Regions from separate parts of the Mus musculus genome. Here regions 2, 3 and 4 are each linked to region 1. Evidence: chromatin loops called from intact Hi-C (ENCODE). Cell type or tissue: gastrocnemius. All regions are shown on one strand. Links, peaks and the distances in the headings refer to the core of each region. The heading gives the core; the rest is flanking DNA.

The links. Peaks named below come from ENCODE experiments on the same cell type or tissue, not always from the same donor. Only the 100,000 strongest peaks of a DNase experiment are listed, where the experiment ranks them.
Region 2: it touches region 1 in a loop (6-fold over the local background); 3 of 42 quality-filtered maps call a loop at or near these places.
Region 3: it touches region 1 in a loop (5-fold over the local background); 5 of 42 quality-filtered maps call a loop at or near these places.
Region 4: it touches region 1 in a loop (2.1-fold over the local background); 2 of 42 quality-filtered maps call a loop at or near these places.

The regions. Positions count from the first base shown.
Region 1 is chr16:88,819,600-88,827,544 of GRCm38, reverse strand. Krtap14 (keratin associated protein 14) reads left to right here and starts at 1,400. Exons shown (of 1, transcript NM_013707.2): 1 at 1,400-2,254. The coding sequence starts at 1,456. The coding sequence ends at 1,959. 4930553J12Rik (RIKEN cDNA 4930553J12 gene) reads right to left here. Exons shown (of 4, transcript NR_138570.1): 4 at 6,653-7,403. In gastrocnemius, for the core only: a CTCF peak has its summit at 3,637 (motif pointing right); DNase peaks (open chromatin) are centred at 1,616 and 3,616.
Region 2 is chr16:88,389,225-88,397,169 of GRCm38, reverse strand. No RefSeq gene overlaps it. Among named protein-coding and RNA genes, the nearest start is that of Gm33255, 11 kb to the right of the region's middle. In gastrocnemius, for the core only: a CTCF peak has its summit at 4,219 (motif pointing left); no DNase peak of the experiment used is centred there.
Region 3 is chr16:88,654,194-88,662,138 of GRCm38, reverse strand. No RefSeq gene overlaps it. Among named protein-coding and RNA genes, the nearest start is that of Krtap26-1, 10 kb to the right of the region's middle. In gastrocnemius, for the core only: a CTCF peak has its summit at 4,598 (motif pointing left); a DNase peak (open chromatin) is centred at 4,440.
Region 4 is chr16:88,708,008-88,715,952 of GRCm38, reverse strand. No RefSeq gene overlaps it. Among named protein-coding and RNA genes, the nearest start is that of 2310061N02Rik, 4.0 kb to the right of the region's middle. In gastrocnemius, for the core only: a CTCF peak has its summit at 4,485 (motif pointing left); DNase peaks (open chromatin) are centred at 4,484 and 5,132.

The sequences.
Region 1 (7,945 bases), core at 1,364-6,363:
AGAATTCCAATCTGATCTTCTTAAAAAAAAAAAAAGAAGAAGAAGAAGAAGAAGAAGAAGAAGAAGAAGAAGAAGAAGAAGAAGAAGAAGAAGAAGAAGAAGAAGAAGCAGCAGCCAAACCGGAGACATTTGCTAACATCTCTCAAACTGTAGATTTTATGAGTCTGAACATATTAATTTAATGAAGGAAAGAAAGAAAATGATGCTCTCTCACACAAAGAAGTAGAGGGAAATGTTGTTCTTTAAAGTGAAATAAACAGCATTGCAGCCATCCCAAGGCAGCCATCTGCAGGTTCCCCTCCCCACCTCTGGGCATCAGTCTTCATTAGGCTCTTACACTGAGGTGGAAGACAAGCTGTGGAAATCAAGGAAATATGACCCTTGCTTTGGACAATTTGCAATACTTGTCAGAAGCATCTGAAAACAATTTAAGTCAAAGTGATATATGCTGCTTTCGGCCAGAGGAAGCACCTCCCAGCGATGTCTCCTTTGGCCTGACACCTTAAGGCAATTGCTTTATAAGATTTTTTTTTCTTTTAGAATAAGGACCCTTACCGGGTTATGGAGAGTCTTTTTAGTGGGGAACAATGATCGTAATTAGAGATAGACATATCTTTGACATTATTGCCTCAAGCATTGTCCCTTCTAATGCAGTTTTACCATCTTAGATAAATAATCTTTAGCATTCAAACTAGCACAAAGCATAAAGCGTTTAGCTCACTGCACAGCAAACCACCCGTACTACAGCCACACACACACACACACACACACACACACACACACACACACACACACAAGTTAAGATGGATATTTAATATCTAGATTCCATTCTTAGGCAGGTGCATGAGAAATAAGAATCTCTCCACATTTCATTAAAATCGTTTTACTGAAGTCCAGTTTATTTTAAGTCCTTATACATCTTGCATATCAGTGTTTTGATGACACTATTCATCACAGAAGCTTGCCATTTTGAGACACCAATCAGTGTGTGTTTTTGTTTAAAAGAAATGACTGTGTGTGGATCAGCGAACAACTTTGCTAGCCAGATGGCAACAATTTTCGGACAGATTGTGCAACGGGTATCAATTATTTTTAATTAAGCTAGCTTCCCTCAGCCCAGACAGTCTACCTCTAAAGCAGTTTTCTGAGTGATGTGCAGGGTGACCTTTTGCTGAGGGAAGATGAATAACAGCTTTGAAGATTGAACACTATTACCTGAATTCCAGGGCCGCAGACATCACTGCTCTATCCAGTTGTGAAACCACACAAAAAGTAAATATGCGTGACTAGGATGGTATTCTCAATTCAATTAAAGCCGCGGGTAAATTGTGTTCATGTGCCATGGGGATGACGCACCCAAGGACAGGGGTATATAAGTGCTTTGCGTCTAAGAAGGGCTATTCCAACTCTGAACATTCTCCTTATCCCATCCTCAAACTCCTAGCTCCTCTCAACATGTCCTGCAACAGCTGCTCTGGAACTTTCTCCCAGTCCTTTGGGGGCCAACTGCAGTATCCGATCTCTTCATGCGGTTCCTCCTACCCCAACAACGTCTTCTACAGCACTGACCTCCAAACTCCCATCACCCACCAGCTGGGCTCTTCTCTTCACAGTGGGTGCCAGGAAACCTTCTGTGAGCCCACCAACTGCCAGACAGCCTATGTGGTCTCCAGACCCTGCCAGAGGCCTTTCTACAGTCAGAGGATTCGAGGGCCCTGCAGGCCCTGCCAGTCAACTTTCTCGGGATCCCTGGGATTTGGTTCCAGGGGTTTCCAGTCTTTTGGCTGTGGCTACCCATCCCAGGGCTTTGGATCCCATGGTTTCCAGTCAGTAGGATGTGGTACCCCTACTTTCTCATCCCTAAATTGTGGATCCAGCTTTTACCGCCCAACCTGCTTCTCTACCAAAAGCTGCCAGTCTGTTTCTTATCAGCCAACCTGTGGGACTGGCTTCTTCTGATCTCTATTGGGGAAAATTAGAAATGTAAAAGGTGCCTACTACCTACTGTGTTAAGAGCCGTGCTGTCTTCAGAGTTTCTATATTAGTCTAGAGATTTGACTTCTACTCATGAGTTCCTGTAATTGGAAAACGTATTTGATTAGAGAAAGATGCTAAATTGTTTTCTTGTATATTATAGGTATGCAAAAATCAAGCATAATTCTTTCTTCGCATATCTCTTAGTAATTACTCAGACTTCCGGTCTTGATTTTTGCAAAGAGGAAGGTTGTAAGTTTAAATAAAGATATGCAACTGGACTTCTTTATGTCTTGTGAATACCATTATTGTTACTTTCATTTTCTTGACTTCAAAACTACTTCAGAACATCTCCCTGGGCTTTGTTGTATCATGAACCTGACATGTTAATTGTATAGAGTTAAGTTATCCTTTTGTATTTGAAGGTTTTTTTTCAACTTTTCTGTTTTCTCCATCTGTTAATACATCACACAGTGAAATGAAGAGAGCACCTTATTAGAATAACAAACTTAGATCTGTGATTTTTTTTTTCCAAATGGTGCTATGTAATGTCGGGAGAAAGATTATCCTTATGAAGTGCATTCTAAAATATGTGCAAAGTTACAGGTGGGTAAGAAGCTACATGATCATGAATTAGGTGGAGATGGGGTCTAGTCCCGCATCTTCACTGCCAGATAAACAGAGCTTCTAAATGAAATCTCTAACACATTCAACAGTTGCTTACAGGTATAGCTAGTATTGTTCATATGTTACTTATATATCTTGGTGATATCCCAGTTGGGTCTTGTGACTCTTGGGTCTGATGAAAAGAATTTGGTTTATATACCTATACATATACTATACATACATATACATATACAGTATTTAAAAACCATGTGAATATTATTTTGTTTCAGGATTTGACTTGGTGCAGAAGTGTGATATCTTATTTGCATAGTGGACAGCATCACAAAGGCTTCTCCACTGAATTCCAGGAATCATTATCAAAGGTGGAGATGTTCTAAGCCTAGGGTCACCACATACAATTTTTTTATTCCAGTTTTGTCTCAGCATCCAGTTTTATTTGTTAATGGTCTCACAATCTTCCTTTTACTTATTACGATCAGTATAAGTTCATCAGCACGCACAGTGACTGCTCTAGGGTACTGTCAATTGATGTTTGCTGTGGGTTCATTGCGTGGTTCAGTCTTTAAGAAAAGCAAATTATTTTTGTTAAATCTGAAACAAGAGGAGTCTTCCATTATAAAAGAAGTCTTTTAACAAAAGAGATCACTTTTTTTTTTTCATTCAAAAACAGCACGCAGAAGGATTACCATGAGAGAATTTATTGTTTTTATAATGTTGTGGGCAATTAAAAAAAAAAGACCTACATAAAGGCTGCGTCTTTCCCTTTTTTATTATATATTTACTTTATTTACATTTTAAATGTTATCCCCTTTTGTGGTTTCCCCCCCAGGAAACCCATTATCACATTCCCCTTCTCCCTGCTTCTATGCATGTGCTCCCCCACCCACTCACCCACTCCCACTTCTCTGTCCTGGCATTCCCCTACACTGGACATCTAGCCGTCACAGGACCAAGGGCATCTTTAGTTTTCCTTTGTCCACTTGTGAATGTAATGGACACATCCACACCCAACATGATACAGCAATACCCAGTAACTACCAGTAGGTGGGAGTAGTGGGAAAACTAGGTGTACAGGAAGTGTGGACATGAGTTTTTGCTGCATCTGAACTCATGGAGAATAGTCTATATTCTCTGGATACTGTGGAGTGAGCATACACTGTATTGTTTAAATCCACAACCTCTTATCGTTATTTTAGCACAGCGTGTAGAATTTTACATTTTGTAAAGCAATTCTTTTCTAAAACAATTAGTTAAAAATAATGTCATTTTTAACGTAAAGAGGATTTCTGCATTGAATTTGGAATGCTATAAAAGGTTAATTTTAAGCATAGAACGTATATAATAATCGGAAGACATTCTCATGATGGTTGATGCCATCACTGATTGCATGAAAAGTTAAGCATGTAATTTTATTGAATACACACAATGTCTATGGGCCTGGAGACATGCCTTAATGAGTAACAGAAGCTTATGTGATATATAAGTACAGATCGTATTAACAGAAGGAACTGATTTAATACATAATTACATATATCAAATTATATATTATAGATAATTTAAAATAAAAAATTAAAAGTAAGAATAAAATTAAATAAGAAGATTGATTTAAGTAGAATATATAAAAGTTGTACAGGCCCAAACTAGAAGAAATCCAGGCATGGAAGGAAGGGTTGGACACAAAGTCTCACCCCTAGCCATGGGATGGTTGGCAATTTTTAGCTGCTGGAAACGGGAAGGTCAGCTTTTTTTTGTTTGTTTGTTTAGTTGGTTTTATTTTTTGTTGTTTTTGTTTTGTTTTTAAGAATGTAGTCCCCTGGTAAGTTGATCATACTTCAGCGGTGAGACCACAGATTCAGGAGGCACAATTACTCTTAAATTATTTTTAAGGAAAATATTTGGGTGGATAGAGAAGGGAGTTAAACTTGGGGAAAGTTGGCTGGGGTGGGGGTGGGCGGATAAACATGATAAAAGAAAATGTTACAGATAACTCAAGACTCTGAAGGAACTAACTAGAAGATGGTTGCTTAATGTTGGGAGACAAAAGTGTGTTTATGTGTGAACTTTATACCTAATTTTTCATTTGTTTTAAGTCATTTTCCTGGTGTTAAAATAGCATTTTATAGATAAGCAAACAAGCAAAAACCTTATGGCAACAGCAGAAAGCAAAACCATCCATTGGGAGAAGACACTGTTACTAAGGATGAAAAAGAGTGGCAGGAGACAGGGGGAGACAGAGATGGGGCAAAAAACAACAAAACAACAACAACCTCTCTTGAAACTCTCTTCTTAAATCTAAACTTGAATTTACTTTAATTTTTTTATTGTACTTTTTAATTTTTTTATTGTACTTCATCTATTTGAAGTTAATAAACTAGATAGAACAGATTAAGTTTCCTCCTAAGATACAATTACCATAGCAGCAGAAACACAAATCAATCTTTGGTTATGATATGATTTGTGATTTTTAAAACAAACAAACAAAAATTGCTAGAAAAAAAAAACAACAGGAACTGACATTTTTATGAATTCAGATTATTATAGGGTTTTCTCTGAATCTATGGCAAGCTTCCAACCCTTTTAGTGTCTCCTTTTCCTCCTGTCTAAACAGAACAATAATCTGTCTCTATGGATGTGTAAATGTTAAGAAAAAAGTCCTATGTCTCATGGTGCCTTGCTCCATAGAGCATGTTGTCATGATGATGCCAGACAGGACATTGGCACACATATCACATGATAGGCTCACAGTCCTTCTGTAAACACATGTTTCTTTTGGTGTACACAACACACAAATATGTGAGTATCTCAAAAGTCACATTAGGGTAACAGAAGGAGCCCAGTGTCATTCTTTCCCTGTGCAGTGATGAAAATCCAGGAAATTACAAAAGGTCAACTAATATAATGAGGAGATGTTGCTCCCTGTTGGACTGACCCTGAGGTGGACAACTGTGACAGTCTTTCCAAATGACCTTGAAAGTCTCTAGGATAATGCAATCCATATATTGTTGATTAGGTCAAATTAAAAATGAATTTCTTTGGTAGATGTCTTTCTTTATCATTACACACACACACAGACACATACATACATACATACATACACACACACACACACACACACACACACACATATCCTGCCATAGTGTAAAATACTTGATTTCCAGAATCATATGCCAAATTAACCGTCCCCAATCTTTGACTTCTGCTCTGCTTTCAGAATCCGACTAAGCACATTGAGTAAAAATACTCAATATTTCCTAGACATATTGTTTATAGGTCAATAGACGTTGAATTTGGAGGAAGCATCAGGGGATCTACAACAGGTCCTGATCCCGGATAGTTGTGATTTTCCTTATACATGTTTGCTGATAATGTACTGAAAAGATACTGAAACATAGAAGGTTGGGATTACAGCATTTACATGATCAAATCTATCCAGAGATTACCTGAAGCTCATATTTTTCATGCCCCCCCCAAAAGTCTGCATTCAAATGCTAATAGACTTAGATAGTTTTTGTTTATGTGTAGACTCCATTTATAAAATATATAATATTTTTTCTTTTTTAAAGTTTATTTATTTATTTATTTTAAAGATTTATTTACATTATGTATATGAGTACACCATTGCTCTCTTCAGACATACCAGAAGAGGGCATCAGATCTCATTACAGATGATTGTGAGCCACCATGTGATTGCTGGGAATTGAACTCAGGACCTTTGCAAGAACAATCCTTGCTCTTAACCCCTGAGCCATCTCTCCAGCCCCTAATATCTTATCCTTGATGTGTAAAAGTTTAGTCAGCATCCCAATTGCCTTGTTTCTCTGGATCAGCAAAACTTCCTGTTACTCAATTTCAGCAATTCTTAGTGATAGTCAGCCATGTCTTCAGGTGTGAAACATGACATTCCTATAGTTCCTTATTGCAAATGAGAATCACAACTAAATATAGAAATATGTTTTCAAAGACAATTTGAAAAGGTGATTTGACATGTAATGAATTCCCCAATGTATGAATGCAAATCCATAAGCAAATTAGTAATAAAGTGACCAATGTATTGAGGTTTCAGAATGCATACATTTATTAGATAAAAATTTTGAGTTTTCAACTACCCTTGGATGAAAACCAAACTACATGTATCATTATTTTTCCATAGTAAAGAGAGAAAGGAATAATTGGAGGTTACCCATAAATTCCAGAATATCCCAGTAATTGAGAATGAGAGAAGCTGATAATGGAAGAAATAACAGATAGCAAGAGGAGGTAAGCAAGAAACAATTTTTGCAGGGCATACAGACTTTTACTTATATATTGCATGAAGGAAGAGAGGGGCTCAGCAGTTGAATCCCTAGATAATATTACCACAGGTTGGTTTATAACATGGTTGGCAGATATTATCAGCCATGTGGATTGGGTAGCAGAATCTGTACCCATAACTCAGGAAAGGGAAGCCAGAGACTCCATAATTCAGAGGTTCAAAGACAGTGGATCCACAACCCATGATGTAGCATCTTCTAGATCCATAATCCTGGGAGAAACCGTTGCTGGACCCAAAGCCCAGAGAGCCAGCATATGTTCCCTGGCAAGGACTGCAGGGTGTGGAGCTCCTGGGGTAGTAGCAGGGCACCTGGCAGGGGCTGGGCACCACACAGAAACTCTGGCAGCTAGTGGGCTCAATGCAGGTCTCCTGGCAGCCACTGTTGAAAGAGGAGCTCAGCTGGCAGGTGCTGGGAGAGCAGCTGGTTGTGGCGATCAAGTTGCTTGAGCAGGAGGAACAACAGGAGGAACCCACGATGGGCAGGCAGCACCTAAAGGAGGTAGACAAGTTATTAGAGTGGCAGTTAGAGCTCATGTTGAGAGATGTGAGTTCTGGTGGATGTAATTGAGATGATCCTGAGTCTGAATGTTACCTGTGAAGACGTGGGCTTATATACTCTCAAGAGGAGGTGTGGTACCCAAGATTGTCAGCCCTATCCTATATGTGGGCTGTCCTTTAGAAATGTGCAACTAAAAGATGTGAATCTCACAAATTTCTCTGTAATTGTAGTTGCATTTGAATACTTCTCTACACAGTATATTTATGGCTGTTGTAATTTCATTGTGACAAAGAGCAATGAGCTACTCCTATGTCAGAAATGCCAGGATTACTTTACATTAAATATTATTTCATAATGTCCAGAAAGATCCTTTTTCCTCCTGACATACTTTTTGTGTGTTTTGTCATAGAATGTTATGAGGAAAACATTTTTCTTTACAACATAAGGGATGCAAGTTTCATGTACTTGTTGTTGTTGTTCCTGTTGTTAATGAATTGGGAAACATACTTTTTGGATTCATGTGGAACCTACTG
Region 2 (7,945 bases), core at 1,637-6,636, 430 kb after region 1:
TTGGCTCTAAGCATAAGGTCAGTTGCCTTAAAAAAAGTCAAATCTTATTAAAAGTTTTGGCTTCATTGGTATTTATATTTAAGTATTCAATTCATTACCATCATTCAACCTTAAACTATTGGGCTATTCTTCAAGTATAAAATGTAAGCATTTCAGACTAGCAAATACAGGTTTTTCCTCTTCCGTGGTAAAAGTTTATAATGTTAATTAAGGAGAAAGAGTTTATTGTGTTACGTGTGGGAGTGCTATTCTAATATATTATAGCAGATGTGGGTGAGAGAGATGTATTTCCATATCTTGGTATGCTGAAATAAATATCAACAAAACATGCCAGTTCAACACAATGAATCCATGCCTTTAAGAAACTCTATAAATAATATGTCAAAGTAGAAAGCCTTTTATGAAAGGAACTCAGTATGAAATGCATATGTCTGCAATTTAATTTGCAGTGACTATATAATGAAGTATTGTGGGTAAAATGCTTCCTTGTTCAATTTAATTATTTCTTGTGCATTGGTATTGATTGTATTTGAATCCAGAGTGAGTGGAGACTTGTTTCTATGTCTGGTTGAATACCTGTGGTTTCTCAAGGCCTCCTACAGCTGTGATGTGAATGAGACCACTAAACTAATGATTATATTTTAAAACTCTTCAGGTTGATGTGTCTTTCTCTTCATTAAATTGGAACAATAGTATTCACTGCAATCTTTCCATTAGTGCAGATCACCAAGAAGTACTCTCTTGTCCTATTTGCTTTAGATTACCATAATAAAACACTGCCAAAAGCAACTTCGGGAGGAAACGAATTGATTTAGCTTATAGGATGTAGTCTATCATGCAGGAGATCAACAAAAGAACTTGAAGCAGAAACTTTGGAGGATCTGCTGCTTAAGGCCTTGCTTTCAGATTCAAGCCCCTCTACCTTTCTGATAAAGCCCAGATCCACCTGTCTGAGAATGGTACCTCCCACAGTAGGCAACATTCCTACATCAGTTATAATCAAGGAAATGATGCACAGACATGCTCACAGGCCAATTTGGTGGGGATAATTCCTGTGTTGATAAGCTCTTTCTTCGCAGGTTGACAACCAAGATCAGCCATCACATCTAAGGGTTGTGACAAAAATTACATTCCCACCAGTGGATTTTTCAAGCTATTGAGGTATGTAGTAGTCACTTATACATGCTGTAAGAGAATCTGGGCAAATCTGTGGTATGCAGAAAAAGTTCTGCTCGTAGCATAGAAAATAAATGTCTGCATGTACTTTGTTGGAGGGAGTGCTTTATTCGCCCCTCATATTAAAGACCCAGCCAAGTGCACATCTAAAATGAAATCACCCCACATTTTCCATTTTGCACACCATCTTCCTATCACTTCATAAACTGCCCTTGTTAAATTTGTCCTAGAAAGGGGGCTGGAGAGATGGCTCAGTGGTTAAGAGCACCAACTGCTCTTCCGAAGGTCCTGAGTTCAAATCCCAGCAACCACATGGTGGCTCACAACCATCTGTAATGAGATCTGACGCCCTCTTCTGGTGCATCTGAAGACAGCTACAGTGTACTTAGATATAATAAATAAATCTTAGAAAAAGAAAAAAGAAAAAAATTTGTCCTAGAAAATACTTCCTGTAAACATAAACAACTGAGAAATTAAATGGATGGACAGGGCTTGGTTGATTAGGCATGCCCAGCTAAGTTTCATTTCCCTCATCTGAAAGTAGAACTTGCAGTTTCTATTTCCAGCGTTGGAAGATGCCTCGGATTTCTAAGCCTAACAAAGGCTCTGGCATCATTTCCTGTGTTATCCATTTTTCTTCAGAGTGGCAAGCATATCACCTTGGGTTTAATGTGTATCAACACGTAAATTTAATGAGAGGCAGTTGGATGTGATGATTGAATCCTCAGGAAAGAAGAGCTGGGCCATCGTGGCTGTCATTTCAGATTCTAAGGCGTTCTCAAAGACTTTGACCCCTCCCACTCAAATTAACCTTATTCACTGCTTGTTATTCCCAAAGTCCTCAAAACCCCATCCCATTAACTCAGTTCTTAACATACAACACGGGCATCAAATGGCAAATAAACTTAACCTCAAAGATTAAGGTTTTTCCTCTTGTGACCTTGTAGGCATGAAGATAATGTTAATACCACACCGATCCTTGATTGGCATCTCTTTTTGTTTCCTACACGAGCATATTAACCACTAAAGAGAAAGAAAGAGAGACCATGGGACAGATTTACTAAATTCCAGTTATTTCAAACACACACATATTCATACACACGCATTGCCTGTTCACACTCACCCGTCCACAAAAACACGTGATTGGTTCCCTCTCTCGTTAAACTCAGAAATCACTAATGTACTAAAATTGTTTACAGACATGAAGAGATTTGAAAACACAGTTCTGATTAGCCTCTAGATCCAGTATTTGTCAAATATTAAGTGATGCTTCCTGTGACCGGCAAGGAGCCATGCCGCCATGCGTGGAGTAGCCGGAAATGAAATACTTTAAGACTTCATGATTGGCTCTTGTGTTTTCCTGGGCGACACAGGATCTGCCAACCCTCAGTAGCTAAAGTTACAGCTTTGCTTTCCCAGCTGTCCCAGCTACTGGCAGGGTCGTGGGGTAAAGATGAGAGACAGTGACAGTGGTGGCTGTACCACAAGCTCTCCAAATGGCTTTCAGGGTGGGCATAACAAATAAAATGTGTGGGACAGCCAATGCCTATTCTTTCATCATATTTTCCTTGCATATTAAAGTATAAGTCTTTACTATTCATGAACCAATCTTACACTATTTTTCCTACTTAAAAAGAAATTTACATTACCCAAAATATCAGCTCAACAGCCCCAAAGGAACAATAGAGTTTTTTACAGAGATTTGCTGAGAAGAAATTCCCAAAGGCAAGGTATCAAATTACAGTGATTCTCAACCAGAGGTGGCTGTTTTCGCATTTGCTCTGTCTCTATTGAAATGAATCGTCTTCTTTGAAATGATGTCTTAGTGCTGAGAGATGCAAGACAGTGAATAAAGCAGTTATCTTTGAAAGTCGTGAATCAATGTCCATAGGTCATAAAAAGACAGCAAATAAAGTTAAAATAAACAAAAATTGTATCTATGAAACAGAAGTTTAAAATCTTTCCACCTTCACGGATGTCATGCTGAAAGAGATATAATCCATCATTTATTTGCACACTAATTCTTACAGACTTATTAAACAGCTGTCAACTTTAGTGATCTCAGAAGCCATTCACAATCCAGGGACTTCCACACATCATGGCCTATGGTTCTTTGGTGACAGTGAAAAAAGTTATGAAGATAGTACTCTACTCTGACCCCTAGAATCTCTTCTCTTTACAATTAGTGACTATCAAAAAGGAATCATTTCTTTAATGGACAATTATAACTATCTCAAAAGTGGACATCTTTGCCTAAGTCAGCAGTTATAATGTTTGATGTTTTACCAGGTGAGCCAGGAAGATTCTCAGAAGTCAAGATGATGGAGGGGAGACTGAACAGTATATATTAGTCAGACTTCTTTCTCCCTGGGTCAATCTAACCTTATAGATAGATAGACAGACAGATGGACAGACAGGTGGATGGACAGTGGGACAGACAGAGAGATGGGCAGGTAGACAGGCAGATAGATAGATGTAATCACTTTGCGAGGACTCAGCTTTACTGTGTATCCTGAAGAAGGAAGATGCTGTGATGTCAAAGAATAACAACAATCTGTGTTTGTTTTCCACTGTGATTACTTTCTAAACTCTAGAAAATCAAATATTTCTTATCTTCTCTACTTATTATTTTGACAAACGCCATTTATTATGATTAAGAATGTTTTCTAATCTTCTTAGACATCTATCTTCCTCATTTTTCCAGTCCCTTTTTTGTCTCTATTTGTTCCCTTTAGTCTGGAAGTTGCAAACAGTTGACATACGAGGAATCCCCCAGCTTCCCGCAACCTCTGGGACTAACTTCCACTTAGTTGCTAAAGTCCCCCTGATCAAATAAGTGAAACCCTCCTTTTCCCCTATCTCTAAAACATATAAATGTTTGATGCCACTTAGCACTTTATTACTCTATGTAAATATGTCATGTCTGTGTTCACGGAGCATTTAACTGTAAATCTCCCTTACAAACCAATATAGGCAACAATCTGAAAAATGGCAAAGTAGAAAAGTGCAAAAAAGAGAGCCATTATAGTGCCCTCTAGTGGAATTAAGTAGCATTGTAGCTACTGAAATGGTGATTTTTTTTTTTTAAACATCACAAAATATAGCTTAGGAACAGAAAATTCTTTTTGTGTGTGTGTTATATTTCTTTTTTATTATGTATTTTCCTCAATTACATTTCCAATGCTATCCCAAAAGTCCCCCAACCCCCCTCCCCCACTCCCCTACCCACCCATTCCCATTTTTTGGCCCTGGCGTTTCCCCTGTACTGGGGCATATAAAGTTTGCCTGTCCAATGGGCCTCTCTTTCCAGTGATGGCCTACTAGGCCATCTTTTGATACATATGCAGCTAGAGTCAAGAGCTCCGGGGTACTGGTTAGTTCATAATGTTGCACCTACAGGGTTGCAGATCTCTTTAGCTCCTTGGATACTTTCTCTAGCTCCTTCATTGGGGGCCCTGTGATCCATCCAATAGTTGACTGTGAGCATCCACTTCTGTGTTTGCTAGGCCCCGGCATAGTCTCACAAGAGACAGCTATATCACCATCCTTGCAACAAAGGCTTGCTAGTGTATGCAATGGTCTCATTGTTTGGACGCTAATTATGGGATGGATCCCTGGATATGGCAGTCTCTAGATGGTCCATCCTTTTGTCTCAGCTCCAAACTTGGTCTCTGTAACTCCTTCCATGGGTGATTGTTTCCAATTCTAAGAAGGGGCAGAAAATTCCAGAACAAAATAGATAAAAAGAGTGAGGAGTATTGGGGAGGGAGGGGGCAGAGTGTATTTTGGGAAACTTTCAGAAAAAAAAAAAAAAAAAAACTCAATCTTTGCTATCTCTTTAAAGTATTAGTGTATTTTTCAAAAAGTACCCTAATTTATAATAAACACTATAACCTTCCTTATTAATCCCTTGCTTCAAGATTTCAATGTTACATAAGCTTTTGGCTGTTTGTTCAAAACTGAATTTACCCTTGACTAACTTGAGTCAGCAATCAGTAAGCTGGGCAAGTGGTTTTGCTGGTAAATTAATGGTATAAATTCTGTGTTATGAAATAGAAATACAATGAAGCAGTTTCTGCACTGTGGATCGTGGAGCTTAAGGAACCTGTGGCATAAATAGCAACAAGTACCTGCTAATGAAGAACAGGAAGAGTGTGGGCTTAATGGACACTGGGCTTTTGTCTTGTTCCCAGGAAAACAGTACTATTACTGGGTATTGCAGGTAAAAGGAAGGTTGGCTGTTATGCCTGAAATGGCAACAGGAGAGAGAAAGAAAGACCAAGCGACAAAGAGCAACACAGAGAAAGAGAGAGAACTAACCAACGCAAGAGGAGAAACATATACAGATTACAGATGGTCCTGACCATCAGCTAACGATGAAAGTATGTTTACATAACCAAATGGCTAAACACAGGGCAGGACAAACAAAAATATCTGAAAGTGAGTTAAATAAGCATTGTTGTATCAATACTGAAATGACTTAAAATCAATAGGCACATTCATAAGGAAGGTAGAGAACACATTTTTATGAATGGTGAGGCAAGGCCCTCTCCAAATCCACTTTATAAAAGTATGAAGAATACTGACACATGGTTTCAAAATCATCTTTCCAACTTTGAAATAATCTGAGTATTTTCAGAAATCTGAGAAGCTTCATCCATGGGAAAATATCACAACTTAACAGTAAACTTTGTAGGAATTCCACTGGTTCTATTTTGCTTTCAAGGTAGTCTTGAAACTAGTGCCTCAATCTTCCTCTTCTGGGGTAGGAGGTGTCCACACACCCTGGGGACAGTCTTCCCCTTAAATTAATCTTTCTGGAAATATCCTTACCAACCCACCCAGAAATGTGTCTCTTAACTTACTCTAGATCACAGCAAGTCAACTTCCAAGCATAAGCATCCCAATAAACATATGAAGAAGTAGAGATGTATATATGATTCCCAGGAAAACAACTGAAATGTATACTTTTTTTGATTTGGCCAGAAATGTGTAAAGCAAACAGACAGAACCATTGCTATTCTTACTTTTCCACAAAATATTCAAAAGTTTTATAAACGGAATCACCAGATTGTAAAAAGTCAAAACACACACACAGAAAACAAAAACAACAACAACAACAACAACCACATAGCTAAGTCTCAAGTATCCAGGTATCACATGACTTACATTTCTATCTGAATAGGATGCTTCCTTCTGCTGTACTCTTCCATCTGATGCCATCTCAACCTTCCTCATCCTCTTAGTATCTCACTAGCCATCATCTCTGTCTCCCTAAGAGGACACTGCCTTGCCTAGCTCAGACCTCACTGTGCCATCCCCAAGTTTCTTCCTGTAGGTGTCTACCTCCCAAAAGGTACAACCTCATGTGGCTTGTGACATCTTGCTACAGACACTCCTGCTCAAACGCCTTACTGAAGCAGAGTGGCCCTAATCTCTTTGGCTAGGTTCTCGATGTGCATAGTTCTTTGAAGCTCCTTCAAATGCCTACTTAATCTAAGCTAACAGATTGTCTTTCCCATCCGGAGTCTTCTTCACCGCTTCACTGATCACCACAACTTCTACAGCTTGCACTTCAATATCCTAAAAATGCCCTCTATCCACACCCATAACATTTCCATGCTGAAGTTCGCCCACCTAACCAGATGTCTGCTCTGGCCATTCGTGTGCAGTGGCTTTTGTACTGAAATATTAAGGAAGAAATAAAGGGAGGCAGGGAGACATGGCAAAAGGAGACATAGGAAGAAGGAGAAAAGGCAGTGAGAGTTTGATAGGAACGGGCCTCTTAGGGAAGACAGTAAGAGAATCATTTGAAACTAATTAGCATTTACCGTGAGAATCTGCCCTGCTTTCTTTTTTCTTCCCAGTGTTTCATTCAAGTCCATCACTGTAGCTGCTAGGGTAATAATTAGGGGGTGATAATGACCCTTAACTGATAGAATTTTCTTAAGGGGGTCATGCCAATAAGATGGTTCATTGGGTAAGGACACTTGAAGCCAAGCTTGAAGACTGACCCATGTTTGATGGTACCTGGAACTCACATAGTGGAAAGGGAAAATGATTGACTATCTCAAGGTGACTTTTGCCCTCCACATGTGTGTTGTGATAAGCCTAAACACACACACACACACACACACACACACACACACACACACACACACACACAAAAGAGGGAGAGGGAGAGGGAGAGGGAGAGGGAGAGGGAGAGGGAGAGGGAGAGGGAGAGGGAGAGGGAGAGGGAGAGGGAGAGGGAGAGGGAGAGGGAGAGGGAGAGGGAGAGGGAGAGAGGGAGAGAATGGCACATAAGAATTTCACTCTAGCTATCCCGGGTCCCTCAGAGACCAGTTTGTGCAGAAGATTCTGTGGATTGCAGAAGCAGCATAGCTTCTGGGACAGGCCCTGCTTAGGGCCTTCATCTTCAACCAGGAAGCAGATCTGAGCTCCAGACATCTGCGCTCCTCCCCCGGCAGAGTAGAGGTGACCTGCAGAGAGTACTCTGACTACTGAGACTCAGAAGAGAGTTGGACTCCCAGGAATGCTGACAGAGGCTAACAGAATCACAGGAGGAACAAGCTCCAGCCAGAGACAGCTATAACAACTAACACCAGAGATTACCAGATGGCGAAAGGCAAACATAAGAATCTTACTAACAGAAACCAGACCTCTCACCATCATTAGAACCCAGCACTCCCACCTCAACAAGTCCTGAATACCCCAACACACCTGAAAAGCAAAATTCAGATTTAAAACCGTATCTTATGATGCTGGT
Region 3 (7,945 bases), core at 1,815-6,814, 170 kb after region 1:
GTGGAAACTGAACAACTCTCTTCTCAATGATACTTGGTCAAGGAAGGAATAAAGAAAGAAATTAAAGACTTTTTAGAGTTTAATGAAAATGAAGCCAAAACATACCCAAACTTATGGGACACAATGAAAGCACTTCTAAGAGGAAAACTCATAGCTCTAAGTGCCTCCAAAAAGAAACTAGAGAGAGCATACACTAGCAGCTTGACAACACACCTAAAATCTCAAGAACAAAAGGAAGCAAATTCACCCAAGAAAAATAGACAGCAGGAAATAATCAAACCCAGGGGCAAAATCAACCAAGTGGAGACAAGAAGAACTATTCAAAAATCAACCAAACTTGGAGCTGGTTCTTTAAGAAAATCAACAAGATAGACAAACCCTTAGTCAGACTCACTAGAGGGCACAGGGACAGCATCCTAATTAAAAAATCAGAAATGAAAAGGGAGACATTACAACAGATCCTGAAGAAAACCAAAACACCATCAGATCCTTATACAAAAGGCTATACTCAACAAAAGTGGAAAACCTGGATGAAATGGACAAATTTCTAGACAGATACCAGGTACCAAAGTTAAATCAGGATCAGGTTAATGATCTAAACAGTCCTATATCCCCCAAAGAAATAGAAGCAGTCATTAATAGTCTCCCAACCAAAAAAAAAAAAAAAAAAAAAAAAAAAAAAAAAAAGCCCAAGACCAGGTGGGTTTAGTGCAGAGTACTATCAGACCTTCAAAGAAGATCTAATTCCATTTCTTCACAAACTATTCCACAAAATAGAAGCAGAAGGTACCCTATCCAATTCATTCTATGAAGCCACAATTACTCTGATACCTGAACCACAGAAAGACCCAACAAAGATAGAGAACTTCAGACCAATTTCTCTTATGAATACCAATGCAAAATACTCAATAAAATTCTCTCTAACCAAATCCAAGTAAACATCAAAAACAATCATCCATCCTGACCAAGTAGGTTTCATTCCAGGGATGCAGGGATGGTTTAATATACGGAAATCCATCAACATAATCCATTATGTAAACAAACTCAAAGACAAAAACCACATGATCATCTCGTTAGATGCTGAGAAAGCACTTCACAAAATCTAATACCCATTCATGATAAAAGTCTTGGAAAGATCAGGAATTCGAGGCCCATACCTAACCATGATAAAAGCAATCTACAGCAAACCAGTAGCCAACATCAAAGTAAATGGTGAGAAGCTGGAAGCAATCCCACTAAAATCAGGGTCTAGAAAAGGCTGCCCACTTTCTCCCCACCTATTCAACATAGTATTGGAAGTCCTAGCCAGAGCAATTCGACAACAAAAGGAGATCAAGGGGATAAAAATTGGAAAAGAAGAAGTCAAAATATCACTTTTTGCAGATGATATGATAGTATATATAAGTGACCCTAAAAACTCTGCCAGAGAACTCCTAAGCCTGATAAACAACTTCAGTGAAGTAGCTGGATATAAAATTAACTCAAACATGTCAATGGCCTTTCCCTACACAAAGGATAAACAGGCTGAGAAAGAAATTAGGAAAATAACACATAATAGTCACAGATAATATAAAATACCTTGGTGTGACTCTAACTAAGGAAGTGAAAGATCTGTATGATAAGAACTTCAAGTTTATGAAGAAAGAAATTAAAGAAGATCTCAGAAGATGGAAAGATCTGCCATGCTCATGGATTGGCAGGATCAACATTGTAAAAATTGCTATCTTGCCAAAAGCAATCTACAGATTCAATGCAATCCCCATCAAAATTCCAACTCAATTCTTCAACAAATTAGAAAGGGCAATCTGCAAATTCATCTTTAATAACAAAAAACCTAGGATAGCAAAAGATAGATAAAAGAACCTCTGGGGGAATCACCATGCCTGACCTAAAGCTGTACTACAGAGCAATTGTGATAAAAACTGCATGGTACTGGTATAGTGACAGACAAGTAGACCAATGGAATAGAATTGAAGACCCAGAAATGAACCCACACACCTATGGTCACTTGATCTTTGACAAGGGAGCTAAAACCATCTAGTGGAAAAACGACAGCATTTTCAACAAATGGTGCTGTCACAACTGGCAATTATCATGTAGAAGAACGCGAATTGACTCCTCTCTCCTTGTACTAAGGTCAAATCTAAGTGTATCAAGGAACTCCACATAAAACCAGAGACAGTGAAACTTATAGAGGAGAGAGTGGGGAAAAGCCTCGAAGATATGGGCACAGGGGAAAAATTCCTGAATAGAACAGCAATGGCTTGTGCTGTAAGATCAAGAATCAACAAATGAGACCTCATAAAATTGCAAAGCTTCTGTAAGGCAAAAGACACCATCAATAAGTCAAAAAGGCCACTAACAGATTGGGAAAGGATCTTTACCTATCTTAAATCAGATAGGGGACTAATATCCAATATATATAAAGAACTCAAGAAGGTGGACTCCAGAAAATCAAATAACCCCATTAAAAAATGGGGCTCAGAGCTAAACAAAGAATTCTCACCTGAGGAATGCCAAATAGCTGAGAAGCACCTGAAAAAATGTTCAACATCCTTAATCATCAGGGAAATGCAAATCAAAGCAACCCTGAGATTCCACCTCCCACCAGTCAGAATGGCTAAGATCAAAAATTCAGGTGATAGCAGATGCTGGTGAGAATGTGGAGAAAGAGGAACACTCCTCCATTGTTGGTGGGATTGCAAGCTTGTACAACCATTCTGGAAATCAGTCTGGTGGTTCCTCAGAAAATTGGACATAGTACTACTGTAGGATCCTGCAATACTACTCCTGGGCATATATCCAGAAGATATTCCAACTGGTAAGAAGGACACATGCTCTACTATGTTCCTAGCAGCCTTATTTATAATAGCCAGAAGCTGGAAAGAACACAAATGCCCCTTAACAAATGAATGGATACAGAAAATGTGGTACATTTACACAATGGAGTACTACTCAGGTATTAAAAAGAATGAATTTATGAAGTTCCTAGGCAAATGGATGGACCTGGAGGGCATCATCCTGAGTGAGGTAACCCGGTCAGAAAAGAACTCACACAATATGTACTCACTGATAAGTGGATATTAGCCCAGAAACTTAGGACACCCAAGATAGAAGATACAATTTGCTAAACGCATGAAACCCAAGAAGAATGAAGACCAAAGTGTGGACACTTTACCCCTTCTTAGAATTGGGAACAAAACATGCATTGAAGGAGTTACATAGACGAAGTTTGGAGCTAAGACGAAAGGATGGACCTTCTAGAGACTGCCATACCCGGGATTCATCCCATAATCAGCCTCCAAAAGCTTATACCATTGCATACACTAGCAAGATTTTGCTGAAAGGACCCAAATATAGCTGTCTCTTGTGAGGCTATGCCGGGGCCTAGCAAAAACAGAAGTGGATACTCACAGTCAGCTATTGGATGGATCATAGGGCTCCCAATGGAGGAGCTAGAGAAAGTACCCAAGGAGCTAAAGGGGTCTGCAACCCTATAGGTTGAACAACAATATGAACTATCCAGTACCCCTCCCCCCCACCCCGTCCCCAGAGCTTGTGTCTTTAGCTGCATATGTATCAGAAGATGGCCTAGTTGGCCATCATTTGAAAGAGAGTCCCATTGGTCTTGCAAACTCTATATGCCTCAGTACAGGGGAACGCCATGGCCAAGAAGTGGGTGTGGGTGGTTAGGGGAGTGGGGGGGGTATACGGGACTTCTGGGATAGCATTGGAAATGTAAATGAAGAAAATACCTAATTAAAAAAAGTATTAACCATAGAATTCTTTAGTGAGACCTATATATACAATACCAACTCTATAGGATAGATAAAATAATCTTTATTCGATCATAAATGTGAATTATCTTGTTTAATATACATATTTTCATTCACAGAATTTTAAACATCCCTTAATGTAAGTTGGAATATCATTTTTATAAATTCAGCATTTGTTGTGTGGATAAAAAGACCATTGGCTCTTTGTTTCAGAAATTCAGCAATTTCTGCTGGTAAGTTGCCATCATCCCTTCCAGCTAAATGGCTGGAGTACATTTGTCACCTTCACTGGATCTTAACATCTGCCACTGAAAGTTTCTTGAGGCCATATCAGAGAAAAGGGGCTAGCCCCCACTTAGTGTAGGAACTTTGTTTAAAGTCTAAACTAAGGTCATCTTGTCTTTCAATAATTGCTTATCTGAAAACTGCATCTGTCATTCCCTCAGGGGTTATTGCCATATTTGTGTCATCTCCTCTAAATAGCCCTTTCCTCTGTGTGAGCTCCAGAGGTGCTCTCTGCAAAGCCAGTGGCAGTCGTGGAAGAGAACCCTGCTCCTGAATGATTGCCAAGACACCAGAAGGACATTGCCAGCTGTCAGCCAGCATACAGTGTAACCCAGCCTTTGTGAAAACCTCTGTACCAGACTCTGCCCCTGGCATGTCTACAGAATCACCCTCAGCGTTTTCTTCCTATGTCTTTAGATCTTGGCACTTAGAAACCTGCACTCAACATACTGGACTTGGAGGACAGATGGCAATGAATGCTCCCTTGTGGTCACATGTGTCTTCTGCTTGCTTGGGAGTTTGCAGCTCCTGACCTCTAGTGGACTGTGTTTGCATGTTGACAGTTGGGTTACCTACTCAGCCACTTTGTCCTTGACATCCATATTGCTTTTTTCTGTCTTTCAATAATCCCTCATAACTGTCAGTTCCTAAATAAAAATCAGATGTATTACACACACACACACACACACACACACACACACACACACCTGCAACCCTAGTGCTATTGTGTTTTCAGAAGTGGGGAGCTGGGAGGCATGGAGACAAGATAATTATTGGAGCTTGCTGGCTGCCAGCCTGGCTCCAGGTTCAGTGAGAGATGCTCTTTCAAAGGAACAAGATGGAGAGTGATTGAGTGGGAAATCAGTCATACTTTTCTGGCTTCTGAATGTACACAGGCTCAGGTAAACACACACATACACAGATGCACATATGTGTGTGAGTGCACACACACAAATGCACACATACGAACACAAATGCACACATGATCACTAGTACACACACACACAAACACACACACAATGCACACATGTGCATGAGTGTATACACACACACACAAATACACAATTGTGCACACATCCTCCCCCCACATATACAAATATGATCAGCTTGTTTATTGCTCTGTGTCTTACCCTTAAGACAATTTGTTAAGCAGATGGTGGCTCACATCTATTTCCCTTTCCTTTTCTTTCAATACCCTTTAAGCCTGTCAGATGTACTTTCAAGGTGGCATCGTTTCTTTATCTTCTAATAACTTTAAATATTATTACTAGTTATCTCTTCAGAAATTCTCCATTGTTATTTGTTACTATAACTATTACATCACTACTTATATTTCTGTGTTATTAAACACTTGTCAAAAATAACATAAAATCAAGCCCTTATAATGATGAAAGCGAGAGGTGTCTCATAACTTCAAGGAGCAAACATCAGTCTGTGGGAAAGAAAGGACTTTAGGAACTGTGAAAAGTCAGAGACATTATCCCATGTGTGTGGAAACAAGGTAACCCGTCACAGCTTCCCAAATGCGAGCAGTCGACATGAGACACTCTGTCAAAGAAGGAAATGACTATTGTTCAAGGCAGCAGCAGAAGCCATGGTGTTAGCATTTGTTTCTGTTCCATGAGCCCCAGTTCTTCCAGGCCGGGTGCAGCTGCATTCACAATGTCTTGTTTTACAGAAGCCCTGGCCCATGGATACGATAATAAGCTATATGCCTGGCACTTGCCCCAGAGATAAAACACTATTATTGTCCTATTTGCTTCATAAGCATGCTTGAAAAGATAATTCAAAACAGAAGCAATTGGTGGGTCTTCACTAGAAACCAGAATGCAACTACCTCCTGATGAACACTTTCTCCCAACAGCATCCAATCATTGTCTCTACCCTGCACTGCTTTGATGAACGTGTCTATGCTCCAGCCAACTGACCACCTAGAGTCTGCCATTAGTAAACTGTACTCAATCCATTCATGAAGTCTCAGGGCTCAGTAAAATTACTATAACTCCAGTATCATTCAGAAGACAGAGGCTGCCTCTGTTTGCTAAAGGTTCAGCAAAAAAAAAAAAAAAAAAAAAATCAAGTGACTTGTGGCTCAAAGGGTTCCACAGGCACTGTCACTTCTCGATATGTAGGGTTTTTTTTTTTTTTTTTTTTTTTTTTTTTTTTTTGCCACCAGGAGAATCCATTTGGTAAATTACTGGTGGGCAAGCATGGGCACACAACACCGTGGGCATAAATGTTCTGAACTGGCTAACTGGTTTGTCTATTTAGGCACTGGTAACCAAAGAACACACGTTCTGCATTTCTTTCTTTGAAATCTCCCAGTATATTTGAGAGTAAGCTGATACATTCTCAGTAGACAAGGAGATAATATGAGGCATCATCGTCTGACAGTGGCTAATGCATGAGGGAAAGAGAAGAAAGAGGAGAGGAGGGGGGGAGGGGAGGGGAGGGGAGGGGAGGGGAGGGGAGGGGAGGGAGTACTGGTTTCTTGTCCCAGGTTTTAAACACCTGTTAACAGCTCTACAGCAAACCTCTAGTATTTTCAGTCCTCTTGTCATCCCATGGACATTAGCAACATTGTAAATGTTTATGTGAGAGAACAATGAATTGACTTCACAGGTCCTATTTTGCTGCAGCACAAGGTTTGGTCCTTTTGGGTGTTATCAGACACACAGCAAGAAGCGCATTTGTTGTTCCTGTTCACCTTGCATTTTCTCAAGCATATGCAGAAAATTTAGTCACCCAGTTTCAACATAACTGCTAGAGTCATTTCCCAAGCTAACTTACATTCAAGCTAAAACATTGAAGGACTGAACAGAGATGGAGCAGCAGTTCCCTTCCATCCTTCACAGGAAGAAGAACCTCACTGACAGCGTCCCCAAGAGAACCATGTAAAGTTTAAACAATGTCACTGTTGAGTAACAATGTTACTGCACCCTGTTTATACCAATGATGAATCTTCCATACTTTGATACCAGCACAGGTGCAATGATGAATCTTCCACACTTTGAGATCAGCACAATGTGCAGAAAGGTCTCCTTAATCCTCTCAGAGGTGCCTCTACCAATCCAGGTAAATCTTTGTATTAGTAATTTCATGTGGCAAACTGCAAGCTGATTAACACAAAGATGCTTACCCTGAACACCGATTTTCAGCTGCCTTTCACCTCTTCCTCAAGAATTGAGTATGAATCATCTCCTTGATTCTTATTATTAACAGACAATAAACTGAAGGGGTATATATTGTCTCCAATTAGTCAAAGTGAGCACTATTGATTCCAATGAAATCCCCTCAGATTTGCCTAGTTATTTATAAGGTTCTTTGGTGCTCTCTTCTAAGACAGTCATGACTTGTCAAAACCCCAGAATTGATGGCATGCCTGTGTCCCTCTTTCTCTCCCTCTCCCCTCCCCTCTGCCCTCTCCCCTCCCCCATCTCCTCCCCTCTCCCCCCTCCCCCTCTGTCTCTCCATCTCTCCCTCTGTCTCTCCCTCTCCCTCTGTCTCTCTCTGCCTCTCCCTCTGTTTCTCTCCCTCTGTCTCTCCCTCTCTCCCGCCCCCTCCCCTCCCTCTCTCTCTGTGTCTCTGTCTCTCTATCCCTCTCCCTCTCTCTCCCTCTCCCTCTCTCTCTCCCTTTCTCTCTCTCTTTCTTCTTCTTCTTCTTCTTCTTCTTCTTCTTCTTCTTCTTCTTCTTCTTCTTCTTCTTCTTCTTCTTCTTCTTCTTTACATTTCAAATGTTTTCCCCTTTCCAGATCTCCCCCTCGGAACCCCCCATCCTAGCTCCCCTCCCTCTTCCTTGATGAGGGTGCTCCCCCACCCACCCACCCACTCCTGTCTTCCCACCCTGGCATTCCTCTACACAGGGGCATATAGCACCCTCAGGA
Region 4 (7,945 bases), core at 2,041-7,040, 110 kb after region 1:
GATCCTGTAATCTGCTTTAAAATTAAGCATTATTTTTTGTTTATTTGTTTGTTTGGTTTTTGTTTTGTTTTATTTTGTTTTGTTTTGTTTTGTTTTGTTTGAGACAGGGTTTCTCTGTATACCCCTGGCTGTCCTGGAACTCACTCTGTAGACCAGGCTGGTCTCAAATTCAGAAATCTGCCTGCCTCTGCAAAAAAAAAAAAAGGACAAAAAAGAAATAAGCATTAGATTATCAAATAAGTGACATACTTAAGTTTTGGAAGAACAAAGAAAACTCTAAGATTTTTAACGAATGCTTTTGGCTTCTCAGTAGCTCTCTAGCATTTTCATATTAACTGAATAGGTTAAATATAATGAGATCATAGTTAAGACATTAATAATAGCCAGAAGTTCAGGGGTGAAGACCTGGATTATACGACAAATATAACTCCCAACTTTAACTGAACAAATATTCCCTAAGAAAATTTGGCTTCTCATTACTAAGATCTGTTGTCTCTTGCATCAAGTCAAAGAGTTCTCAGAACTATTACCATAAACGTTCCAGTGTTTTATGAAATCAATATGTGCTTTTGTGAACATAAATTCTGACAGAATCCCAACATTACAATGAAGTATGGAACACTCACGGGCATCGCTTGCATTCAATTGCACTGGTTTAGTGAACACTTTGTAATGATCTTTCTTATAAATAAGACCAATGCTTTTCCCAGATGGCGTCTTTATCTTTCAAAGCACTGTGTTCATACTTAATTTTTTACAAACTCTTTTATGTGTGTTTATGTGAGATTTTTATTCTTTCATGATTTCCTACACCCACTGCAGAGTATAGGGTATATCACAGAGGAGGGGCAGGGAGATTGTGAGCTGGCAGATGGGAAAGCGTGCTGCGGAAGGAACTCTGGCCATCACGTGAACTCGCAGCATCTGTGGTCACGTCCTGCAACACGATCGGGCCTTCTGCTCTCTGTAGCAAAGGGGCCCTTAAGCCTCGGCAGATAATAGAGAGGCATGTCCTTTCCTTAGTGGTGGATTGCCACTAGGTGCTATCAATACTTCAGTAAATACTCCTCTACTGCTCCACAAGGTTTGTGGGGAGCCGCACTCACATTTGCCATTACAAGATGGCCCTGACAGCTGTGTTCTAAGTAGTAAATAATCTGCACATGTGCAGGGGCAGTTTTCCCGCCATGTGCTCTGCCTTTCGCGTGATGACAACTGGGCCGATGGGCTGCAGCCAATCAGGGAGTGACACGTCCTAGGCGGAGGATAATTCTCCTTAAAAGGGACGGGGTTCTGGCACTCCCTCTCTTCATCTGTCTCTTCGCCTCTTCATCTCTTTCTCTTTGTCTTTTCCTCTGCTCTCTTCCTCTGCTCTCTGCGTGTCTCTCTCTCTCTCTGCCCCTCTCTCTGTCTCTCTCTGCCGCGCTCTTCCTCTCTTGCTCCTGAGTAAGCAATAAAGCTTTTGCCGCAGAAGATTCTGGTTTGTTGCGTCTTTCCTGGCCGGTCGTGAACGCGCGCAAGAAAGGTTCATGAAAGTTATTAAGATTTAAGCTGTATAAATAATGGTTAATATGGATGATTCAAGGATAGAGAAATATCTAAATATTGTTAAACCAAAATGAAGAAATAAGCCAATAAGAGTTTATAGTATAATGAAATAATATTTTTCTTATAAAAATTACATGTGAAGCTGTCTATTGCTCAAGGTTCTGATACTTAGCCACTTTAACTGTAAAAGTAACTTTCACCTGCCTGATGCAATTGTCACCCTGTAGGCTTACTGTTGAATAAGTTCATCCTTTCTAGTTCTTTCTGAACTCTGGTTGGCTGGTTCCACTCTGCTTTTCTGGATCAAACACCTTTCCAAGCTGAAGGGTTTAGTTTGGCTTTTCGAAGCTTCTCACAGAATTGCTCTGCTTGGCTTTAAAGTAACTCTTGCAATTTGTTCTAATCTGGCTCCTCATTTTCTAGCTCATTCTGTATTCACCTGTGTCTAGCTTATTTTCTCTACAACCTATGTCTGTAAAATTATCCTTGTAAAAACTGCCTCTGATCTCCGTAAACTGAACTGCCAAGTATTTTACTCCACTGCATGGCCTCAACCAAAATGGCTGACTAGAACTCAGAAATCTTCCTGTGTCTGTCTCCTGAGAGCTGGGATTAAAGTTGGGTACTACTATGCCTGGACCTAAGCTTTTCTTTATCTGAAACTTGCTTTATACCAGGATGGCCTTGAACTCAGAGATCTGCTTGTGTCTTCCTGTTTCTTAGGATTAAAGGCATGTGCATATTCTAGCTGTATCCCACAGACCTAGAAGGTATAGCCAGAGCAGCCATGTTGCTGGATTTAAATTCCTCTACACTTAAAAATCTGCAATGGCTAACTTTAACTATTATTACATGCATGACTTACTTGGCCAATCATTGTGCAGTCCATCTTTTGCATGGAATATGGAGATCTGAACTCATGCCCTTTTGCTTTTACAGCAAGCACTATTATGTATTGATCTATTTTGCTTACCTTGGTTTAAAGACTTAAAAGTAAGACTCAATTTCCTGAGAAAGAAGAGATTTCAATCCTAAAAGAGAAACATGCCAAGTTGCCAGCCTTTCCCTCTGTTTCCAATATGCAAGGCTGGCCTGTTTTCCAGATTTCATATTTGGCATGTCTATAAGGGCATTGCCAAGTCCCTAAAAATGAATTACTGAACACATATTCATTCTCTCTCTCTCTCTCTCTCTCTCTCTCTCTCTCTCTCTCTCTCTCTCTCTCTCTCTCTCTTCAGTTGGTTTTCTATTTTAGCCTAAATAAGGACAAAGGTATGCCATTTGCAAGACACGGAGGAAATTGGAGATAATTATATTAGGTGAATCACAGTCATCACTAAAAGACAAATGGTACTTTTTTTTTTACATTTATGTATCCCAAACTGAATACAGATATATAAGATCATGACTGTATACATGACATGTAAGTGGATGCAAGGTGTCTTGGAAAGTGAAGGCATTTATAGAAGGGACAGAGGTGAGGTAAATAGAATAAGACCACATGAGCAGAATATGCTCAGCACAAAATTATGTAAAAATATCTGTGTGTAACACAGTGCATATACAATGAACACATGCAATACTTTCAAAAATAATATGAGCCACAACTAGAAGAATGTACTGAGAAAAACCCATAGTAGATCATTTGAATCTTGCTTGTGTAAGAACTAATAGAATCCAAGGGCAAGTAGACAGTTTTAATAGAAAAATAGGCAAGAAATTTCAACAGACATAGATAAATGACAGATATGGGGGAAAATAACTCATGAAAAATACACAGCATTCTTAGTCTTCACACAAATGCAAATCAAAACCACAACAGCATGCCATTACATGCCCACTTAAAATAGAAGAATCGATAATTGTATTATTATGATAATTATATAACCAAGCAAGATATTGGGGATGCAGAATAACAGGAGCTTTGAGGCATTGTCATTGAGAATGTGGAATGTTACTTTCTGTGGAGAATGGTACCTCACTGTCTAACAGTGCTAACCATAGGTTGTCTCATGAGTCACTGGTCTTGTTTCTAGGTATTTATACAAGATAAGTGAAAGTGTATGTCCAAAAATACCTATGTATAATTGATTGTAACATTTGCATCCATACAAACTCAAATCAGGGGATTGCTTAATGTTCATGTCATAGTCAGTGTGTAGCTACATCACGGAACATATATCCAATTATAAATAGCAGTAAAAAAAATGGACTACTGAAACATGCAACAAGAAGTTGGATATAAAAAACATTCTGTTTTTTGCAAGGTCCAAGCCAAAATATGTTCATGATTTATAATCCCATGCACTATGAAATTATAGGGCTAGGTATTCTAATACATCAGGAAGGAGACATAAAGGAACATGAGAATATCTGTCTGTTAAGGAAACTGCCTCTCTAGCTGTTTGTTCTTGGTTATATAAGTACATATGTTTGTGGGAGCACACTGGTGAATCTTTAAAATGCCACACCATTAAGAGGACTAAAGTTTCTCCACCAGAGTCTATGCAAACAGTCAGCTCTGATGATATCCACCTGTAGTCCAAATGCAAGAGAGGCAGAGGCGGGATGACAGGAGGCTCCTAGCCAGCCATTATAGCTGAATTAAAAAGTCTTAGAACAAGATGGATAGTGAGTAAGGAGCATATCTGATGAGGGTCAACCTCTCACACCTACAGGCATGCATATCCACACTCACTATAGGAACGTATACATGTGTGCATACATACACACAACGGTGATTTTCACTACATGGAAATTATATCTAAATAAAGCTGACTAAAATTAAGATAAAAAAACTGACTAGAAAAGTACGCACCTGAGAGACAAAGTCATAACACAAAGAAGGCACAAATAACTCTGTCTTTGCAGACATGATTCTGTTCCCAGAACCCAGAAAGCCTTTCACTCCAGTTTCAGGATATCTGGCACCCTCTCCTGGCCTCCAAGAGCACCAGACATACGCATGGTGCAGGTCCATATACGCTGGCACACATGTGCAGAATAAAAGGGTGTATAAAGGAGTGAGCTTATGGGACAATGCATAAAACGAAGAGAACAGAGGCTCACTGGTGTGTGATTGGGTCAGAGTTTAAATCAGCCCGCCTAAGTCCATGGGCCAACAATATCTGTCAACAACAAAGTATTCGGAATCACAAATACCCAGATCCCACCTTGGTGTACATATCTGCAAGCATCCACACACAAGCACAGTCTGTAACAGGGAATGTTAAAAATGCATAAAACGTGGTGGAAGAACTCTATGCAGTAATAGCATAAAGAAGCGAGCTGCCTGTGACAGAACAGTTTGCACAAACTGTCAGCATATCAGGAACTGGGTTCTAAGTCCATCTCTGCTACTAACTACATGAGTGACCTTGGGAAGTTTGCCCGACCTGTTTGTGTCTCAGCTTCCTCCACCATAAAATAAACATTAAAACAGTGTACTTACTGTGGGATTAGTCATGGAGACTATGTGGTCTATGAGTCATCATACAACGTAAGCCTTTGAGAAAGCCAAGGAGGGCTGAACCTGAAAGGGAAGCACAAGGGCAGGGCCTGTGGCCCTCGGCCAGCCTTCTGCCAGTCAGGAGTCCTTTGGTCCATCCTTGTCACAGATTCAACACAAAACCCCCTGGTGGTAAGCATAGAGAAAGCACAGTATGAAACCAGGTTTGTCAGGAGAAAGAACCTGCTGAGCCTGGGTAGCAAGATGCTGCCCTAGACCTTGAGGAGTCAATATTGAGGACATAAATGTGAGCCTGATGGGAAATACACAGGAGTTTGGGTTCAAGCATTTTATTACTTTTGCTATTGCAGCATTTTGTTTGACTTAAAAGGTATACACACACACACACACACACACACACACACACACACACACACACACATATTGCAATAAGCAATTGTTGTTGGATTGAAGGCTCAGTAACATGTGTAATAAGCTGGTAAAAGCCTTTGTTGCAAGTAGGTCAAAGGGCAAGTGATGTGGGTTCACAGCACTGTGGTGGGTGTTTGTTGTTATTGCTGTTGTTGTTTGTTTTGTGTTAATGTAGTACATTTGTATTTCTCAAGAAAAGAATGTGTGATGGATGAGGGAAAACTGGTAAACATGGAGGAGGAGAGAAACAGAAAGCATTCTAATATTGTTCTCTATTGTTTGAGCATTTCATACTGTGTACAATGTGTTTTTATATATACTCCATTAATCCCTTCCCATATCCCCAGATCTCTTTCCCCCAGGCCCCCAACACTGTTTCCATAGTTACATAGATGATAGATAGATAGATAGATAGATAGATAGATAGATAGATTATATATACATATATATATATATATATATATAGAGAGAGAGAGAGAGAGAGAGAGAGAGAGAGATCATCACTAAGTCCAAAATTAATGCTACCATGATGTAGCATTTTGCTCATCTATCTAGAGAGTGATTTTTTTCCTTAAAAATCTTGCCTGTGTGTACAGAAAGTGTAGCGTATCTTCATGTTTCCAGGATCCGTTTTCAAGCTATTAAAGCTGCTTAGTTCTGCCCTTTCTTCCATTCAGAAGGAAATATTTATTAGCATTTATGAGTTGCTTATTAGCATTTCTACTAAGTGGCCATATAACTCTAATGAAAAATAACAACATAATTACAAATGAGTGGAGGATGTGTTAATTAGAATTGATTTATACTCAAGTATTCCTATTCTTTATTTTCCAATATCGGTACCTAGCCTGGAAAGCAGGAACTTTGCAACTTGAACACCCAGCCCCGGTCCCCACCTCCTAGAATTAACTTCTAATAATACAAAGCTACTTCTGGATCTGAAGGAGCTCACAGCCATCATCAGGGGTGTCGAGTGCTGAGAATGGCACTCGGTGCTTTAGGAAATTCAAAGGTGTCCATTCATAAAGCAGAGCTTATTTTACTTGAGTCAGAATGTTGGCCTAACCACTGCACACAGGTGGCTTCGTGTGATGCATGCCACCTCTGGATTCTGCATGGGAGACATAATCATAAAACAAAGTAAGTGCTCTGAGAGGGTGGGTGCTTGGCATAAAGCAAGTTAGTTCTCGGGCATTTAAGGAGACTTCTATACAATGACAGTTGGGAATGCCATCTTCCTTGGTTAAGCCCCATAAAATGTCAGTCTCAGCGGAAGAAGAATGCAGACTAAGCAAGTAAGAAGCCTGAGTCCCCAGTAATCTGACTATGGATTTTCCAGTCATTTTCAGTCTGTAGCTAGAAAATCACCTGTTCTTGAAATGTATGAAAATCACTGAGGCAGAGATTCTTCCTGCTGAATACTACTCCGGGCCGATATTACCAGGAAAGGTAAATAAAAGTTTATCAGATTTTACATGTGGAGCTTAATAGATTACTTTTAAAGACACACTAGAGCTGAATTTGCAGTGCTTGAAGATGGGCTCTGCTTAAGGAAGCCACAGGTAAGGATGAACTCTTCTGCCGGGCTGAGATGTAGGGCAAGAGTAGTTTAAAGTCTTCAGTTACATGCTTAGTCAGACTTTGCCTCTATATGTACTTGGCTCTAAGACCTGAAGTTAGGATTTAAAAACAAAACAAAACAAGCAAACAAAACCAGCAAATCTCTAAAACTGAATTTTAAGTATACATAAATGATCTCATTCAAGAATATTTTCTTCTATCAAAACAATAAAATAAAATAAATTTATTCTCCCCCCCCCCTCTCTCTCTCTCTCACACACACACACACACACACAAGCACACACACAAGGAGAGAGAGAGAGAGAGAGAGAGAGAGAGAGAGAGAGAGAGAGAGAGAGAGAGATTAAGATTGTAAACTACAAACCACTCTCCTCACAAAATCTGACATTTTTCTTTAAAGTTACACTCTAAGGGTAATACTTGCTGTTTCTTAAGTGAACGTGGTATAAGAATGCTCTGTCCTGAAGAAAATCATTAACAGAAACTCCCCAGATGATATTCTTAATAATTAGTTCAACGTGTATGGGGAGGCTTGTCTCATTTTAAAAAATTAAGTATAGTATTTGAACATTTCCTTACAGTGTGCTTGTGACAAAACAAAAGGGACAAATGATTTTGCAATAGTAACCACTGAGTACTTTTAGTGTCAAGGAAATGAAGGCCAAGTGTATATAATCAATGTACTGGGCAGAATCTCAGCACATGTATAGATCAAAAAAGAAGAAGACACTGGACATACAATAAACTGTAACAGTGAACTTCAAACCTCAGCAAACTCCAGGGCAAAGAAGCTGTGACTATCTTCTTACTGTGTGCCGCAGTGATTAAACTGCAATTAATATATGAATGTGTGAAAGAATTATACTTAATAACCAAGGGAGGTATTTTCGTGTGAAGGGTGAGGAGGTGAATAGTACCACTAGAATGTGGACACAC